2 separate regions of the Homo sapiens genome follow, and region 2 is linked to region 1. Evidence: chromatin contacts called from ENCODE Hi-C or POLR2A ChIA-PET data. All regions are on one chromosome and are shown on one strand. The core of a region is the stretch at or near the end of the contact, and the rest is flanking DNA. Distances in the headings are between cores, read along the strand shown.

Region 1 (3,608 bases), core at 357-2,856:
CATCCTGGCTAACATGGTGAAACCCTGTCTCTACTAAAAATACAAAAAAAAGGCCGGGTGCGGTGCCTCACACCTGTAATCCCAGCACTTTGGGAGGCTGAGGCGGGCGGATCACGAGATCAGGAGATGGAGGCCATTGGGCTAACATGGTGAAATGCTGTCTCTACTAAAAATATAAAAAATTAGCCGGGTGAGATGGCAGGCACCTGTAGTCCCAGCTACTCGGGAGGCTGAGGCAGGAGAATGGCGTGAATCCAGGAGGCGGAGCTTGCAGTGAGCCGAGATTGCGCCACTGCACTCCAGCCTGGGCGACAGAGCAAGACTCCGTCTCAAAAAAAAAAAAAAAAAAAATTAGCTGGATGTGGTGGCACGTGCCTGTAGTCCCAGCTACTCAGGAGGCTGAGGCAGGAGAATTGCTTGAACCTGGGAGGTGGAGGTTGCAGTGAGCCGAGATTGTGCCACTGCACTCCAGCCTGGGCAACAAGAGTGAAACTCCATCTCAAAAAAATAAAAATAAATAAATAAATAAATAATAAAAATACAAAAATTAGCCAGGTGTGGTGGCACACACCTGTAATCCCAGCTACTTGGGAGGCTGAGGCAGGAGAATCATTTGAACCTGGGAGGCAGAGGTTGCAGTGAGCCGAGATTATGGCACTACACTCCAGCCTGGGTGACAGAGCAAGTCTCTGTCTTAATAAATACATAAATAAAAATGATAAGCTGATTTAAAAATGCATATGAAATTGTAGTGGGTGGAATAGTCATACTAGTGGAAAAGAGGAAGCAAATGGGAGAAGTTGCTATTAGGTAACAAAACTTATAGAGCTTTAGTAATTAAGGGAGTGTGGTATTAGCACAAGAAAAGATACATAGATCACTGGAACAGATTAGAGAAGTCAGAAGACCAACATGTATATGGATACTTGAGTAATTGCAAAGGTGATACGACAAAGTCTTTTTCAGTAAATGATGTGGGACAGCTGGATATGAATGGGAAGAAAAATGAAACTGGATCCCTACCTCACTTCATATGGTGGTTATTTTGAGCACTTTAAAGTATTAATGCCACTGTCTCTTGACTGCTGAGATTCTGCTGGCAGTGTAATTATTTCCTTTACCGGGAATTTGCCTTGTCTGTTTCTGCTTTAGATCTTCTCTAATGATAGAGTCCCTGGCTTTAGGCTTCTTCCTTCAACTCCAGTGGATATTCCCTACTTTGTTTTGTCCTATGGAGTTAAGAAAATTATTCCAGAAAAGCAGATATCTTTGTTTAACTTCCAGATCATTAAAAAGTTGTGTTAGTATTCAAACATTAAACAGATGTTCTTTGTTAGTAAAAGGAGGAAAATAGTGTAACCATTCTTAATAATTGAATGAATTCATATTTGGTCTTAAATATTTCAAAATATTTCAGATCAATTCTTTGGTATGCTAGTGGTTTCTACTGAAGGTTAAGCTTTGACCTACTAAAAGCAGCTCATAAAGAAAGCTTTGTCAGACTTCAGTTCCCATGAACCTGCTCACAAAGAACACTTTTTCCCAATGTAGTTTTGTCTTGTGTATGAAAGGAAAACTGCCTGCCAAGGAGGCTAAGAAGGTTAGCTGAATGCTATTGTAATGGTGAGATGTTTGTCCAGAAAACCATTCCTGACACCTTTCAAATCAAAAGCCTTTTTTTTTTCCTTAAACTTTTTGATTGCTGGATTTCTGTTTGAGGAAGTTATGTTGCTACAATGAGGGTAGCAATAAATGCCTCCTGGGAAGTTGGAAATAAAGGCAAAGGAGAGTTAAACACAATAGATGAGATCAGAAATGGGCAAAGTTATCTTAAAGAGACAGAATGGCTCCCTGGCTAGAATAAGACTGAATTGTCCCTAGATCAAAAAAAGAAGAGAATGTGTGTGGCAGAAGGAAGAAAGTGGACTCTACACTGTGTTAGTTAGGAAAACCAGAAATTGGGCCAAATTGCCTGTTTAGTGGGAGAGATAGCTTTTGAGAGCTGTGATCCCGCTGGTGTGGCTGGCTCTGGGCAGATATTTGTATCTGAAATGACTCATGCTGTGGGACCCTTCCTGAGATCTAACACTTACAGTGGTTTGATCAGAAATTGCACCATGCTTGCCAAGCAACTTTTGGACTAAAAGTTGCTGCCCACGTATATCAGGGGAAGAATATATATATATATATATATAGTACCTATCTTAGCATCTGATTTGTATGACCATTACTTCAATGTAAAATAATAAATTGGCTTTCCAGCTTAAACTTCAATTTCTTGTATATTATATGATCATGAGACAACCTCCCTGGGCTGATCAACAGCAGGACGCTAAAAAGATTGAGTATCTGAGTCAGGAAGGTAGAGGGCCAGACCCTACATGTAGCTAATTCACCATTGTGAATCTGCATGTTAGGTAAAACTATGGATTTGTTTTTTGTCTTTTGAGACAGATTCTCACCCTGTTGCCCAGGCTGGAGTGCAGTGGCATGATCTCAGCTCACTGCAACCTTTGCCTCTGGGTTCAAGAGATTCTCTTGCCTCAGCCTCCCAAATAGCTGGGATTACAGGTGTGCACCACCACGCCCAACCAATTTTTTGTATTTTTAATAGAGACGGGAGTTTCACCATGTTGGCGAGGCTGGTCTCGAACTCCTGACCTCAAGTGATCCGCCCACCTCGGCCTCCCAAAGTGCTGGGATTACAGGCATGAGCCACTGTGCCAGGCCTAAAACTATGGTTTTTAAAGATATACACGCATGTGGTAAAGCTATGAATCAAAGCAAGAGAATATTTCATCTCAATGTTAGGAGAGTGGTTTTGGTGGGGTGGGGTATGTAGTCAGGCAGAGGCACACAAGAGCTTCAAAGGTGCTGTTAATGGTCCCTTTCCCAAGCTAGATGGGGATTCCATGGGTGCTCATTTTTTAGTAACTCTAATTTAAGCTGTACATGTTATATATAGTCATGGATATATAATCATTATTTTAAAAATGAAGGCAAGGAGGATACCATAAAATGAGGTACTTCATATTTAACCAGCTGGCATCCTAAGCACCTTTCCTGCCCTCCCCTCTCTGCACCTGGCAGAGTTGATCACATCCTCCCCATTACCCACTATACATGGGTGTCAGTGCCAATAGTGCTTTGCTCTTGTATTATTGATGAGTCTTGCTCCTTTTCCTAAATTGTGAGGCCTCCTGAAGGCAGCACCCTTGTCTTATGAAAAAGTTGAGCTTCTGAGGATATGTCTTTGGTGAATTTTGGAAAACGTTTAGCCTTTATCTCTGAAGATACCACTTTTCATTACCCTCTCTTTTCATTTCCTGCTGAAACCCCTTTTTTTGTTTGTTTTTTGTTTTGTTTTGTTTTGTTTTAGACAGAGTTTCACTCTTGTTGCCCAGGCTGGAGTGCAATGGTGTGATCTTGGCTCACCGCAACCTCTGCCTCCCACATTCAAGTGATTCTCCTGCCTCAGCCTCCCAAGTAGCAGGGATTACAGGTGCTCGCCACCACACCCAGCTGATTTTTTTTGTATTTTTAGTAGAGACGGGGTTTCACTGTGTTGGCCAGGCTGGTCATGAACTCCTGGACCTCAGGTGATTCAC
Region 2 (3,608 bases), core at 1,109-3,608, 52 kb after region 1:
GGACAGAACAGGATGTGTTTTAGAAATCTTTCTCCCCTCAATGCCCAGCATGAAGACTTTTGTATAGAAATATATTCTAGTATTTATTGGACAGTGAATAGAATTTTTATTTCCATAGGAGCCCTTCTCTGGAAGATTGAACAGAAATCTAACCGGGCTTTTGCTTGTGGGAAAGTCACCATCAAGGGGAAGCGGCACTGGTACGAAGCCCTGCCCCAGGCAGTGTTTGTGGCCCTGAGCGATGACACGGCCTGGATCATCAGGACCAGTGGGGACCTATACTTGCAGACAGGTAACCGCGGGCCACGCTTAGAGGCCTGCCAGCTCTGCCGTCACTGCCTCTGCTGCACCCTGCTTTGCTAGTAACATGCTTACCACAATCGCTATGATTAAGAGGCTAAATCCATTCGAATTAAGACACTTCTGGGAAGAGAGTATTTGCCATTTGGCATGTATTAGCAGTTTCCTGCATTGACACAAACTCAACCCAGGACAAATTTAGGGCAAAAATGAATAGGATTATTTGGTGAGATACAGAAACAGAATCTTATTCTCCTATGGCCAACCACCGCATATCACGTATCCTACAATGTTAGATCTTAAGAGGTAAGAATACAGAGGAAGGACATAAAATTCATTTCCCCCTTTAAGCTAAAGTTTAAGTGGCTGCATTTTTTTTTTCAGCCATATCAAAGCCCGGCTCCTATATACTTACTTACCCGTGGGCCAGGAAAAAAAAAGAAATAATTTGCTCTTTTTTATTTTGAGACGGAGTCTCGCTCTCTTGCCCAGGCTGGCATGCAGTGGTGCCATCTTGACTCACTGCAACCTCTGCCTCCTGGGTTCAAGTGATCCTCCTGCCTCAGCTTCCTGATCACAGGCTGGGATTACAGGTGCCCATCACCACGCCCAGCCAATTTTTTTGTATTTTTAGTAGAGATGGAGTTTCACTATGTCGGCCAGGCTGGTCTTGAACTTCTGACCTCAAGTGATCTGCCCGCCTCAGCCTCCCAAAGTGCTGGGATTACAGGTGTGAGCCACCACACCAGGCCATAATTTGCTCTAAATAGCAGTTCAGGCCAGGTGTGGTGGCTCATGCCTGTAATCCCAACACTTTGGGAGGCCTAGACGAGCAGATCACCTGAGGTCAGGAGTTCAAGACCAACCTGGCCAACATGGTGAAACTCTGTCTCTACTAAAAAAAAAAAAAAAAATACAAAAAATTAGCTGGGCGTGGTGGCGCTTGCCTGTAATCCCAGCTACTTGGGAGCCTGAGGCACAAGAATCACTTGAACCTGGGAGGCAGAGCTTGCAGTGAGCTGAGATCGCGCCACTGCACTCTCCAGCCTGGTGACAGGGCGAGACTCCGTCTCAAAACAAAACAAAACAAAAATAGCAGTTCAGCAAGTCACAGGAAGCTGCCCTCAGGGAAGTTTTTAGCTGATGGAAGGGCACAGTGGGACTTGCTTATTAAAAATAAGCTGTAATGACAGTCAGTGTTTACTGTCAGCAGAATGGGGAAGGATCTTCCACCAGCAATGTGATTTATCAGTATCTGGAAGGACTGTGGGGCAGGAGTTATCGTCAGTTGTCCAGAGGCCACGTTGGATTTATGTAAAGATCAGTCTTCCAGGCGTTTAATGTTGTTGATTCCAGGAGAATGTTGTTGTTGTTGTTTTGAGACGGAATCTCGCTCTGTTGCCCAGGCTGGAGTGTAGTGGCACAATCTCGGCTCACTGCAACCTCCACTTCCTGGGTTCAAGCGATTCTCCTACCTCAGCCTCCCGAGTAGCTGGGACTACAGGCACATGCCACCATGTCCAGCTCACTTTTGTATTTTTAGTAGAGGCAGGGTTTCACTATGTTGGCCAGTCTGGTCTTGAACTCCTGACCTTGTGATCCGCCCGCCTCAGCCTCCCAAAATGCTGGCATTATAGGCGTGAGCCACCGGCCTCAGGAGCATGTTTTAATCACTGCTGTGAGTCGTCAGCTGGGGATGAGTCTTCAGGTTGAAGCTCTTGCACAGCTGGCTCTCTCCTAGCTGTGTAAGAACCTCTGGCCTGGGTGCACAGCCATGCTGGCTTCATAGGCCATATGCTGGCCCAGGTCTCTCCAGCCTAGTTCCTGTGTCTTTCTTTAAATGAAAGTAGCTCTGTCAAGGCACATGCACATCTAAGCTGCCAGGACATTTGAGCTTTGGTCATGGGGAAGACAGGAGGTGCTTCTGGCCTGGGGGTGAGGAGCGAGTGACCTCTAAACCAGTAGTGCCAGAGGAATCACCAGGACAGTGATTTCACATGAGGTGGCCCCACCCAGACCTGTTGGATTAGGTCCAATCCCTCTGGAGACTGCTCAGGAGTGTGTCGTGTAAGAAGTCCTGCCGGTGATTCCCACCTAGTTTAGTGGAAGGAAATATCACCCAAGGACTGCAATACTATAGGTGCGTCTGTGATTAGTCACGGAGCATATTTGAGTACTGAGACCTAATTGCAGGCCTAAGGTCAAGGAATACAGGGTTGTAGGCGACAGTTGGTCTGTCTGCTCCCCTGGGAATAGCCTTTGAGCTCATTTAGACATACTTTATTGACAGAACACAAGGAGGCAAGGGGAGAGCCCTGGACAGGGAGCCAGGGACCCTGAGCTTTGGCCTGCCACTGCCTTGCAGTTTGACAGACCTCAGATTTCATCTGGGAAATTCGGGGTTTCATTTTATTAGTGGAACCTCGCACCCAGTCAGAGCAGAGAGGAGCCGCCGTGCTGGAGCTCTCTGCAGGAACGACTGCAGGCCTCAGGTCCCTGCCAACTCCAGCAGCGCTGCAGCCCTCTGCCTGGAAGAGCTGCTCTGCCCTGCAGCCTTTGGGCCTCCATCTGGCCACTCTCCTGCTCTTGGCTTTTGTGTTCTTCTCTTAGAACTTCTTAAGCTACATTGGGACACCAGATAATTCTGAATTGTTCAGTTTTCAAAGAGTGTCTAAAACTGTTTTCAGATAGATGTTACATTTAGGCAGAATTTAACCACTTTATGTTGATTAAACTTGACAACAAAAAAGCGGCCGGACAGGGCAGCTCCTGCCTGTAATCCCAGCACTTTGGGAGGCTGAGGTGGGAGGATCTCTTGAGCCCAGGAGTTTGAGATCAGCCTGGGCAACGTAGAAAGGCCCCGTCTATATTTTTAATTAATTAATTAATTAAAGTTTTTTTTTAAAGCACTCATCATAAAAGAATATAGCAAAATACCAAAAAAGGAAAAATAAGCCAATAACCAAGTCAAAATGAGGTGTGGAGTTCTGACTGTGTGTCTTTGGGGCTTCTTCCCATCTTCCTGGCAGGTCTGAGCGTGGATCGCCCTTGTGCCAGAGCCGTAAAGGTGGACTGTCCCTACCCGCTGTCCCAGATCACAGCCCGGAACAATGTGGTGTGGGCGCTGACAGAGCAGAGGGCCCTCCTGTACCGGGAGGGCGTGAGCAGCTTCTGTCCGGAAGGCGAGCAGTGGAAGTGTGACATTGTCAGGTACTGGCGGGCCAGAGACTCCTTTCACATCGTGCTTGTCCTACCCTTCGTTCTTGTCCACTTGACACCACAAGGCACCATGAGGCCGTTCCTGGGAG

What was found. A loop is a pair of places that touch in the nucleus more often than their neighbours do. ChIA-PET counts read pairs that join two places held with the same protein, here RNA polymerase II (POLR2A). Pooled maps may share reads with other maps.
Region 2: a map of endothelial cell of hepatic sinusoid shows a loop between it and region 1 (5-fold over the local background). The contact joins two enhancer-like sites. A Hi-C loop is called at or near these places in 1 of 168 maps with a recorded cell type or tissue (endothelial cell of hepatic sinusoid) and 1 of 50 pooled maps. POLR2A ChIA-PET finds 5 or more read pairs at or near these places in 7 of 52 experiments (H1, OCI-LY7, activated CD4-positive, alpha-beta T cell and 4 more).

The regions. Positions count from the first base shown.
Region 1 is chr14:102,388,630-102,392,237 of GRCh38, forward strand. The region is part of intron 2 of TECPR2 (tectonin beta-propeller repeat containing 2); the gene reads left to right. All of the region lies in intron 1 of LOC124903389 (a long non-coding RNA gene), which reads right to left. Among named protein-coding and RNA genes, the nearest start is that of TECPR2, 27 kb to the left of the region's middle. Within about 2 kb of position 1,607, at least 3 of the 41 ENCODE cell types and tissues checked have a DNase peak (open chromatin) inside an H3K27ac peak, as active enhancers do.
Region 2 is chr14:102,440,318-102,443,925 of GRCh38, forward strand. It overlaps TECPR2 (tectonin beta-propeller repeat containing 2), which reads left to right. Exons shown (of 20, transcript NM_014844.5): 11 at 119-292; 12 at 3,330-3,510. Among named protein-coding and RNA genes, the nearest start is that of ANKRD9, 68 kb to the right of the region's middle. RefSeq lists an enhancer at 1-18. Within about 2 kb of position 2,359, at least 6 of the 41 ENCODE cell types and tissues checked have a DNase peak (open chromatin) inside an H3K27ac peak, as active enhancers do.